Linked DNA regions of Homo sapiens: region 2 is linked to region 1. A link is a loop called in an ENCODE intact Hi-C map of the cell type or tissue named here. Cell type or tissue: heart left ventricle. All regions are shown on one strand. Links, peaks and the distances in the headings refer to the core of each region. The heading gives the core; the rest is flanking DNA. Region 1 overlaps LOC107985239 (a long non-coding RNA gene). Region 2 overlaps LINC01350 (long intergenic non-protein coding RNA 1350).

Region 1 (5,387 bases), core at 193-5,192:
TTTTCCTCCATAGATACATTATTTTCTCTACAAGGGTGTTGAAATTATAGTTCCTTTGACGTTTTCTCCTTTTCCTTGCATTATCCGTAATGAAATTTGAAAATTTCAGTGGAGAGTTTCTTTGTTCCTTGTTTGTCCTGAGGAAGGAAGAAAGTGGAAGCTTTCTTGAAATATATGATGGACAGTGCAATAAAAACTCTAATTCTCCCCCACTTCCTGTAGTCAACCCATTGTCATGTGACTTTGCAGTTCCCCTAATTGGAGGCAGAATCTGTCTCCCGAACCCTTGAATCTGAGCCAGTCTTAGGACTTCCTTTGGCTAATACAACTTAGCAAACATGACGATGTGCCAATTCTGAACCTAGGCCTCAAGAAACTTTGTATATTTCTGCTTATGCTCTCTCTTGCATCTCTGTCATCCCCATTAACCATGCCCAGGCTAGTCAGCCAGAGGACAAGGAACACATAGAGCAGAGCCAAGTTGCCCCAGTTATTCCAGCTAAGTCTACTCTAGACCAGCCAAGGCCAGCCAACCTCCAGACATAAGAGCAACTCCAGCCAAGATCAAGCAAAGTCCACAGCAGACCAGCCTAGACAAGGGAATAATAAATGTTTCTTAAGTATGTCCTTGAGATTTTGTGGTTGTTGGTTACACAGTGTTATCAGGGCAATAGACAACTGATATAGAGAAGTGGTCAGTAGCCAGATGTAGAGGATCATGTATGATGCATCAAGAAATTTAAATTTATGCTTACAAAAAAAAAAAACACACAACAACAACCCTGAAGTGTCTTAAAAGGGGAAGAACATAGGCTGGGCATGGTGGCTCACACCTCTAATACCAACACATTGGGAGGCCGAGGCGGGCAGATCACCTGAGGTCGGGAGTTTAAGACCAGCCTGGCCAACATGGTGAAACTCCGTCTCTACTAAAAATACAAAAATTAGCCAGGCATGGTGGTGTGTGCCTGTAATCCCAGCTACTTGGGAGGCTAAGGCAGGAGAATCACTTGACAGAATGAGACTCTGTCTCAAAAAAAAAAGAGGGATATGGGGAAGAACGTGATTTGATTTGCATTTAGGAAAAGCAATTCTGGCTACAATGTGTTTGTTCAGTTGAAAGTAGAATCTCTTATAATAGTCCAGGTAAGAGATGAGTGCCTCAATGAGGGCAACAGCAGTGAAGATGGTAACGAGAAGACGAATACCAGAAATGCCAAAAAGGTAAATATTATAGCATATAGTAACCGGTTGGTTGTGGAAGAAGGTAAGGAAAGATTCTGGTATGTTTCCCAGATACGGGGTTTTGAGGCCATGAAATGAACTGGAACTAAATTCAGGGAGAAGATATATTAAGCTCAGTTTTGCTATACTGAATTTGAATCCTTATGGGACATTCAAGTAGATGTTGGGCAGCCCATTTTATGTATAGCTCTGAAGGTCAGGGTACAGCTCAATTTTAAATAGCAATATTAATTTAGGAAACTACAGTGATGGATAGTAAATACAGCCATGAGTTTGGATGAGAACACTCAGAAGGAGGGTATATATTGAGAAGATGGCCAAAGACAGAGGATGGGGGATAAACAATGTTTAAGATGCTTGTTGAGAATGGAGGCACAGCAAAGTGGGGGGAGGTGGGGTGGGGAATCTCAAAGAGGAACACTTTAAAAAGAGAATGATCCGTGGTATCTATTTGGTGTGAACTGTATCTCTCCCGTTAGCAATGCCCATCTAAAATTTTAAAAGGATTTAAAGATCAAGAACTCAACATTGCAATGACCTCTACAGAATTATTTTTCAAACGAAATAAATAATTTTGTATGCATTGGCTCCTATGAATCTGACACCAAAGTGCTAAGTTAAAATATTTCTGGGCCAGACACAGTGGCTCATGCCTGTAATCCCAGCACTTTGGGAGGCCAAGGAGGGTGGATCATTTGAGGTCAGGACTTTGAGACCAACCTTGCCAACACAGTGAAACTTGTCTCTACTAAAAATATAAAAAATTAGCCAGGCATGGTGGTGCATGCCTGTACTCCCAGCTACTCAGGAGGCTGAGAGAGAAGAATCACTTGAACCTAGGAGGTGGAGATTGCAGGGAGCCAAGATCGTGTCACTGCACTCCAGCCTGGGTGACAGAGCGAGACTCCATCTCAAAAATAAATAAATAAAATAAAATATTTCTAAAAATATTTTAAAGAATCACGTCAAAAACTGTAGAATCACCTTTTAAGTCTCATGAAATTTAAGAGAGAGAAGAAGAATTATCCTTAGCATCCATAATGTGTTCTTTTCTTTCTATTACTAATTCCAGGTAACTTTCCCTAGCAAGCACTAGAACAATGGTCAGCAAACATACAGGTCGTCTCTTTCTAGTACAGGGCACTCTGATTGTCTGATTTTTTAAAAATAACTTCTCATTCACATCAGCTGATTTAAAAACGAGCTAGGAAGCATTTAGGCCAAATGTGCAGGGACTTCAAGGAGCCTACATGTTTTGATCTTCTGTGACGTACCTCCATTTTAATCTTGCTATTTTACAAGACAGATTAAACATAGATAAATTAGTCTGCTGTGTTAAGGTTGTTTTGTTCTTATTAATGTATACTCCTGAGAAGCTTATTTTATGAGCTTCCCCTTATAAATGAGGGTGAAAGTAACACTCCCAGAATGTAAGGCAATCCATCCAATATTTAAAAGTCATTCACACTGAGGATTTCTTGAACGATGCGGTTATACAGCTGTCACTGCACTCTAAGTTGTGCAGATTTTACCAAAGCAGTAAATTTCAGAGAACAGTGGGCTTTACAAGCAATAGACTAAGTAAGGTTCATTTTAGGTCTCCCACCTTAAGGAGGAAGGAGACTATAGCAGCTGCTCTAACCACCGGAGGGGGCCATTTCATCAAATTCAAGCCTGCCTATATTTAAGCAAAACTATTTTTTGTTATCGGCAGGCTTCCCATCTAGAAGTGAGAAGTGCTTGCTTACCATTTTCAAATGAGAAGAGCTAGGACCCTCCCTTGGTTGGGGCTTGTATTGAGAGGGTGCCTCAAACCCTTGATCACCCCGTTAGGACTGAAATAGTACTAGCAGGACCACAGGGGATGCACTTGTCCACAAGGAAATAAGTGCTACTTGCTTTCGTATGGACAAACTAACACATTGCTAATCTGCAATAGTAAGCACATTCCTTATGGAAAACGTACCCTTAAAAAAGCTCACGAAACTTGGGGGCAGGTGAAGAGGGATTCCTTTTTAAATTTACTCACATTATTTCACCAGCATTTCTCCAATATCCTTGGAGATATTGGTCGTTAAGAACAGGAGCTTTTTAGTCATATAATGGCTCTGCCTGTTTCAGCAGCCAAGAACAAAAGCCCAACTCAAAGTAGTTTTGTAAAGATAGAGACATATATTGGATCACATAGCTGAAAGGTCCAGATACATACTCTCTTCAGGAACAGCCAGCTTTGGAATTTAATATATTGAGGATGCTATTGCCTTGTCTCCATCTCCTGGCTCTGCTTTCTTGTGTGTTGACTTCAATATCTGGCAGATTTTCTTCTCATGGTACCAGGTGGGCTCAGCCCGCTCCAGATTTAAGTGGCTCTTATACCCAGGGACCTCTTTTCCAATAGCTCCAGCAAAAGTGCAGGCCTCAGTATGGCTCAGACCACTTTAGGACATGTGCCCACCTAAGCCAGGCCTGCGTCCTGTGCTGTCCCATGACTACCACCACTATAAAGCCTGGAGAGAGAGAAGGGTAAAACTGTGAATGCATGGAGTTGACTGCGTAGAGTGAGAATGAGAAACGGCTGGTCTCCTAAAAGCAAAACAAACAAACAAACAAAAAAAGACATTATTTCTGAAAGAAGGAAGGGAGGCTAGACATACAGAAAAGCTTTATGTCTCTTACAGTTTGTAAAGCACTTACCACAGTGCTTGGAACATAAAAAGAACTTTAAAAAATAGTAGCTAAAAGAATTAATAAAGTAATTATAATGATGATGATGTTTTTGAGAACCAAATAGATGATGATATACTCTGAAGATAAGATCATTGCCACTTATTTCAGTATAGAACACACCGTTCTTTGTACAACTTATTAACTGATCTATTTAACTGCAAACTTGGATATAAATGATGTCAGTGCTATATGATTATTATTAAGAAATAATGAAAAGGCAAAGAAAGCATATTCAGTGACTCAAAAAAAATTGGCATTTGAATGCAGATAATTTTGTGTTCTAGCAAATGGCTGGTTGAGTGGGGACCTGAGGAACCTGTTTTGTCTTCCTGCTTCAGTTATTAGGATGTGCCATTGGGTAAATTTGTATCTCATTTGCCTTTGAGGAGAAATCCCTGTTTCAGGCAGAAAGCCCATCAAAATGACTGCCAGCCACTGGGCATTTTTTCAGGGGGTCTTCCCAGACTGAAGTCGATCCCTCCACCTCTCTGGCTATCCAAAGCACTCCGCAATATAAGGCCATCTCTGCTTTGCATACTGCTCCAACTAGGGTTGACCTCCTCTATCTCACAGCCTATAAAGTCACTGACAAAACCAGAAAACTTACTTTAGGGAATTTTGTTTCTATAGCACAATGTTGACCCTTCATCTTGCTCTTTTGTATTGTCCCTGTATATTTTTCATGGTGTACCTTATTCTCCACATCTACCCCCTTGCAGTTTGTGTTTGGTGATTCTGAAGTACCTATGCATCTTTTAAATATGCTATACTTTATCTTCTCTTTGCAAAACCACTTCTTGAATATGGAATGGGATCCTACACTCTGCCAGCCTTTTCCCCACTTTCAATCTTCACCTGATTACATTCTACTTATCCTACTTAGCTTAGATGTCCTCTCCTAAGTCTTCCATGACCCTAAAAGTTAGGACAGGTGCTCCTATACTTTTCCAGAGCCTCTCCAGCAGTTCAGGTATACATTTTCTCTGTGAATATTACCAATGCAAAATCTTCAATAAGGCTTTGATCTACTTAGCAAGTCAAAAATAGATCACAGGAGAAAAATTAGAGAACAATTTAATCCTAAATGTCATTGTACTCACTAAAAGTACATGAGGAGTTCAACAAAAGAGAAAATTAAGGAAGGTTTTAGGGAATGGTGTGTTTTATTCATCACAGTATACTTAGCCCTGGGCTCAGTGCCTAGAACATAGAGATAACACATATCAATACCCAGACAATCAAATAGAATAATGTGGACTTGGAAAAATGCCCAAGGGATGGAGGGAAAAATAGAGGGAGGAATGGAGGGCAGGGACATCTAGTGCAATGCTGAGTGTGAACTGCATTTGAACACACAGGTCTGAGTAGATTATTATTGTATCTGGTTTACATTTGTTATAAAACTAGATGAATTA
Region 2 (5,387 bases), core at 312-5,311, 75 kb after region 1:
TGATTGCTAAGTTGGTATGCTACTACTGAGGAGAAGTACATCACACCTGTAATTTCTCTCCATCAGCAGTAGCTTTGTGAATAAAAATGAATTTTTACCCCATTTAGGAGAAAGTAAGAGACTAGGTACATGGAACTTAGGTTAACAAGAGAACTAAGTACTGATAACTGAGGAAGCTGAAGACAGTCAAAAGATTGCCTCAATAAGGAAGTTAAATCTTGTAACAGAAATGAAGAACTATCTAGAGATGTTATTAAAATTTCAGCATAGTGGAAAAGCCCCAGAAGAGTCTTTGGGCAAGTTAAAGATAAGCAGTTTCTTTCCAGACTAAAAATAGACTAGAGATGCAGTTTGATTGACAACAGCTAAGGATCATCAAGGAAGGTACAAAACGCTACTTAGGTTTTTATTAACATCTTTTAATGTTTTCTTAAGTTTGTTAATTTAAAAATAGTAACCATGTTTCATAATCAATGGTCAATGTTTCTACTTTGCTAAGTTAATAAAAATTACCTTTTTATACATTAATGTTAAAGTATGCAACTCTACAACATAAGGCATAATCCAGCACTCTTTGGCAAAATTTCTACTGGGAGGCAAAGCATACAGGATCACCTTTTGAGAATCAGTCTTTCAAATCCATAATTGAGCCAATGAAGGGGAGGCAAATGTTATGCAGATTAAAAGTAGAAAGAATTCCAAGCCTCATCAAAGGTTTATGTTTGCACTGTGGGTTTTTCTTTTTTTTGTTTTTTATTTTTTTGTTTGTTACATAAATATTGTTACCAGCAGAAAAGCAAACACATAAATAATGCGTAATTTATTTTTAAAAATTGATAACCAGGCAATTTTTTAAGGAATCTATAACAAACTCATATTTTTGAGAAATAAACATGTCTATATGTTTATCATACAGTTATTTCCATCTTTCTTTGCAGTCTTAATTTTTTAAATGCATTTTGCTTTACAATTCAACACTGAATTATTAGACTTTTGTTTGTGACTGCCAGTAATTCTGGTTGGTGTTGATTTAAGTAACAATATCAAAACACATTGCACTACAGCGGAACTAATAGGCCAAGTAGGACTACCCTCAAAATAATGATCTACAGGAATTATTTTTTGCCAAAGTTATTATTGCTTTTTAATGCTGAAAACCAAAACAAAGAAAGCAGGTGAAATAAAACGATAAGGTTTCAGTTATTACGGATAATAACAAAGGATTATTTCTAGGAAATGAATATTTGAGACAGATGAGCCAATTTGATAAGTAGCATTTCAATGTTCCTTTTTTATGAAAAATTTGTAGTAAAAACTCCTTCCACACCAGTCAAGGTGCTTATTTCACAAATTCTCTGGAGAAATATGGGAGTTGATACAAAGGAACTAAAGTACTTAACTGAAGCATTGTCATTAATTAAGAGGAATTGGCCGAAAGTCACACTTTTGCACTAAACAGGTCTTCCAAGCAAATGTATCTTTTAATATAGTACACATGAAAAAAATTATACCTAAGTCTGTGTCTCCTGAGGCACTTAAAAGTAGTATTGGGGACTCCAACAATTATTTTTAATGTTCCAAAATATCAAATGAAAATCACAGTTTTATCTTCGTTAGAATTGCTTGGGATGACTAAAACATCTGTTGCTTGTGGTTGGAATTCAGTCAGCTTGGTGCTTAAACAATGTGTAACTTTTAAGAATATTTTTATTTATAAATACTGAGAAATGATTTATAACATATTGTTTGTGGTTTAAGCAACAAAAATATTTCACGCTATGGGGTAGGGGAAAATAAAAAGGTCTCTGGGTAGAGCTCTGGGTGGTTCCTGCTCAACTTCAACAGCAAATGAAAACCTATAGCAGAAGCTGGGAGGAAAGATATATGTGATTCTCCAAACCCCAGGGGATTTGCAATCAATCACCAAGGAAATGGTAGAAAAGTAGAGATTTTCCCTGGAGTTCACAGATCTGGGATGGCAGGACCCCTTAGGAGCTGAAACCAACCTGTATAATGACCCTCAGTCTCCTTTTCATGAATGTGTATCATAGTTTCCAACAGCTTGAAGGCCAACAGTGAGATCTTACAAATTTTTGTTCTTTTTCAACAATTTTTAAATTAAATAAAATATATATGTGTATATGTCTGTATGTGTGAAAATATCTATCTCTATATAGAGATAGATATAAATATATCTCCAATCAGTGACTGGCATGGCATAAAACTTACAAAAAGATTTCTTCCATGTTTCTGCTTTAGCAAAATAATTCATTTTGATTACTCTCAAAAGAGTTAATGAGTTAATAAAATAATTTTTCTGCAAAGACTTTGAAAGTAATGTATTGCATGTTGAAGGGCAGAAATAAGAGAGTCAAATGCTACCCAAAGCAAGACCATGTCACCCTTCATATCCAGCTATCAATATCCACCTTCTCCATTGTTCTTATTTTTTACCCCTCATATCTTTATTACGTGATACTGGGTCTAGGACTCTGCAAATCAGCTTAACCTGCTGACTCCCTGTCAGCTTCTACCAATAGTGGCCGCTAGAGGGAGGTTAAATGGCAGACTCTTTGCTTTCTTCCTCTTCCTATCATCACCTGAGCAATAATAGCTCTGCATCCTGGGATGGGCAGTTGGCTTCAGTCTCCTCTTTTATTTTAGTATTCTAAGAACTAACCTGAATGTGCCCTCTTAGAGGTACAGGTACCAGCACTAGCTGGGAAGTCTTCCCAGCTCTTCTGAGCTCCTGAGGTACCAGCACGTGCTGGGCAGCAACCAGGCCTGCACCTCCTGTCCTCCACTCCCTGACACATAAGGTTCTGCATTATAGCTCTCTGAGCTGTGAAGATAGGACTTTGTGAGAGACTGGAAGTGAGAGAGAGAGGCAATGCAGACAAAGCTTAAGATTCTGATCTGGAGAGGCAGCAGCTTCTTATAGTCACTCTCTCTTTGTGACCTCAGCATCCCTTCTTTGGGTTTTTATTTCTCCAGTCCTGTTTAACCAACTTCTCATATTAAATTCTCACTGTTGAAATGCCCAATGCAGTTTCTGTTTTCCTGACCAGACTCTTATCGATATACCATATACCCAGAAAACACTTTCTTTTATTGTTTAAAAGAATCAGATGAACCAGCATCCACGTAGACTAAATCATTAATGAGTATAAATAAGCTCCTTAATGTATAGTTACAAGATACTGGGAAAATGACAGACCTAAAATCCAACCTGGCTCCTTTGGAGCTCTCTCTCTTCTCATTCAGCCATCATGCTCCAGCCACACTGGCTGTCTCTGAGGTCCTCAGATTATCCACACTTCCCTCCAGCTCAAAGTCCCCACACATGGTCTTCTCTTTGCCAAGAATACACTTCCTGACATTCAACTTGTTCACACCTATTCCTTTTTAAGATCTAAATTCATTTACCACTTCCTCAGGGGAACCTCCCCAAGACTTTCAGGGAGACACAGACATTTTTATGGCACCCTGTACTTCTGAAAAGATTAGTATTTAAATAAATAATTGGCTAATTAGTTATTAAATCCTAGAATGTAAATTCCCCTGGGGCAAAAACAATTTCTTGCTGTGCTTTAATTGACTCCCTTGCCCTCTGGCTCCCTGCTGGATTTGGCAGAGCAGAAACTATTTCTGTAGACTATTAGCTGTTTCATAACTGTTTCACCAGTTCCTTTAACTACATAGTAGTTAAATTACAAGTGTATAAAATATATTAATTATTGAACACTAACTATGTGCCAGGCATTGTACTAAACACACTGCATGTATTATTTCATTTAATCTTCCCAACAACTCTAAAAGATAGGTACTATGACTACACTGAACAGAGAAGGAGCCTAAGGCACAGCGATGGGAAGTGGCTTGAACAAGGTCGTACAGCTCACAAGTGATGGAGATAGGATTTCAGCCACTCTTACTCCAAGCCTATAAACGAGTGATGGTCTCATTGGGAAAACAAAGCTGATAGTCTCATTGGGAAAACAAAGCTTATACTTCACAGACAGGCAGCATAGGCTAAGTTTGAAAAAGCTAATGCAGACATTCTGTGTTACCAGAGCACAGAGAAAGGGCAAATCTCCAAGGCCAGGGTGATAAGAAAAGTTTCACAGAGTGGCTGGAATTTCAGCTGGACCTTGAAGGTAGGGCTGTACTAGATAAGGAGAAAGAAGGAAGGACATTTAATGCAGAGTAAACAGCCCAATAAAATGTCCTTCAACCCCTTCACCTTCAGGTGACCTTTAAAAGCAAAGAAAGCAATCTGGAAAATATTTAAATGTGTGTGTGTGTGTGTGTGTGTGTGTGTGTGTGTGTGTGTGTGTGTATGTGTTTTAAGGGCTAAGTTTCCTTTTTAAAAGGACTCCCTTTTCAACAGCCAAATAAGCACAGTTACCAATTTATTATAAAGCACTTCTAATCTGAAAGGGACAATCACAAAGAACCGCAAAACAGAGGGATATATGCCAAGGTACAGCTGAGCAAGTGGCAGGCTGCATCAGAGGGCACCAGGACATGATACCTACCATTGGCCACTGCAGATAAGGTGGAACAAAGCCACAGAAAAACTGGCAGAGCAGCATTTGTGCTGCAGAGCTAGGCAGGAAATTTGTCTTCCAAAACTGACACGGGGCTGGGACTCAGGATTCCTGAGCATTCTTAGGATAAAGCCCTGAATAAAAAGAAGGAATCAGGATTTAACTGACAAAATTATTCAAAGGCAGAGCCAAAATAACTTGCTTATAGAAATGGGTTAGGAAGTAGAGTTGTTACTATTAGCAAAGCATAGATGGAAATAGATTATGTTGAAGGATGGGCTTATAGAAAGTGACAAAGTTTAAGGCAGGACCAAAAGACACCTGGATCCAGCCTGATTTCCACCTTCACTTAGGAATAGTAGAAATTTCCTCATTAGCATGGTCCTTTATGGGTCCAGGCTCAAATAAACCAACCTAGGGTTTTCTTCTAGTAAGCCACCTTGATTTTGATATTTATTCCTTTACAAATGATAAAATTTGTCCTACCTTGGAGGAAAACTCATTATCTATTTTTGCATGGTTTTAAAATTTTTTTAATTTAGTTTTACTATTTTATATTAAGTTTAAAGAAACATAATTTCATTTTGATATTTTGTTAAAAAATTCTCCCAGACATTGGTATATGAAATATGATGTATGTACATAGTTCTATAAAAATGAAATTATACATTATATGTTGTTTTTTAAACTCCTTTTTCCACTCAGCAATATGTTTGGACGTCTCTCTATGACAGTAAACACATTTCTTCATCACTTACCATCTATTTTCAGAATGGGAAAATTGAAGCCCAGGGGACTAAAATGACTAATCAAAGCTCCAAAGGAAATCATTTAGAA

Evidence for each region. A loop is a pair of places that touch in the nucleus more often than their neighbours do. Peaks named below come from ENCODE experiments on the same cell type or tissue, not always from the same donor. Only the 100,000 strongest peaks of a DNase experiment are listed, where the experiment ranks them.
Region 2: it touches region 1 in a loop (2.4-fold over the local background); 12 of 110 quality-filtered maps call a loop at or near these places.

The regions. Positions count from the first base shown.
Region 1 is chr1:185,668,042-185,673,428 of GRCh38, reverse strand. The region is part of intron 1 of LOC107985239 (a long non-coding RNA gene); the gene reads right to left. Among named protein-coding and RNA genes, the nearest start is that of GS1-204I12.4, 24 kb to the right of the region's middle. In heart left ventricle, for the core only: a CTCF peak has its summit at 2,908 (motif pointing right); no DNase peak of the experiment used is centred there; H3K4me3 peaks cover 271 bases; H3K27ac peaks cover 452 bases.
Region 2 is chr1:185,593,421-185,598,807 of GRCh38, reverse strand. The region is part of intron 2 of LINC01350 (long intergenic non-protein coding RNA 1350); the gene reads left to right. The region is part of intron 1 of LOC107985239 (a long non-coding RNA gene); the gene reads right to left. Among named protein-coding and RNA genes, the nearest start is that of LINC01350, 32 kb to the left of the region's middle. In heart left ventricle, for the core only: a CTCF peak has its summit at 2,536 (motif pointing right); no DNase peak of the experiment used is centred there; H3K27ac peaks cover 2,568 bases.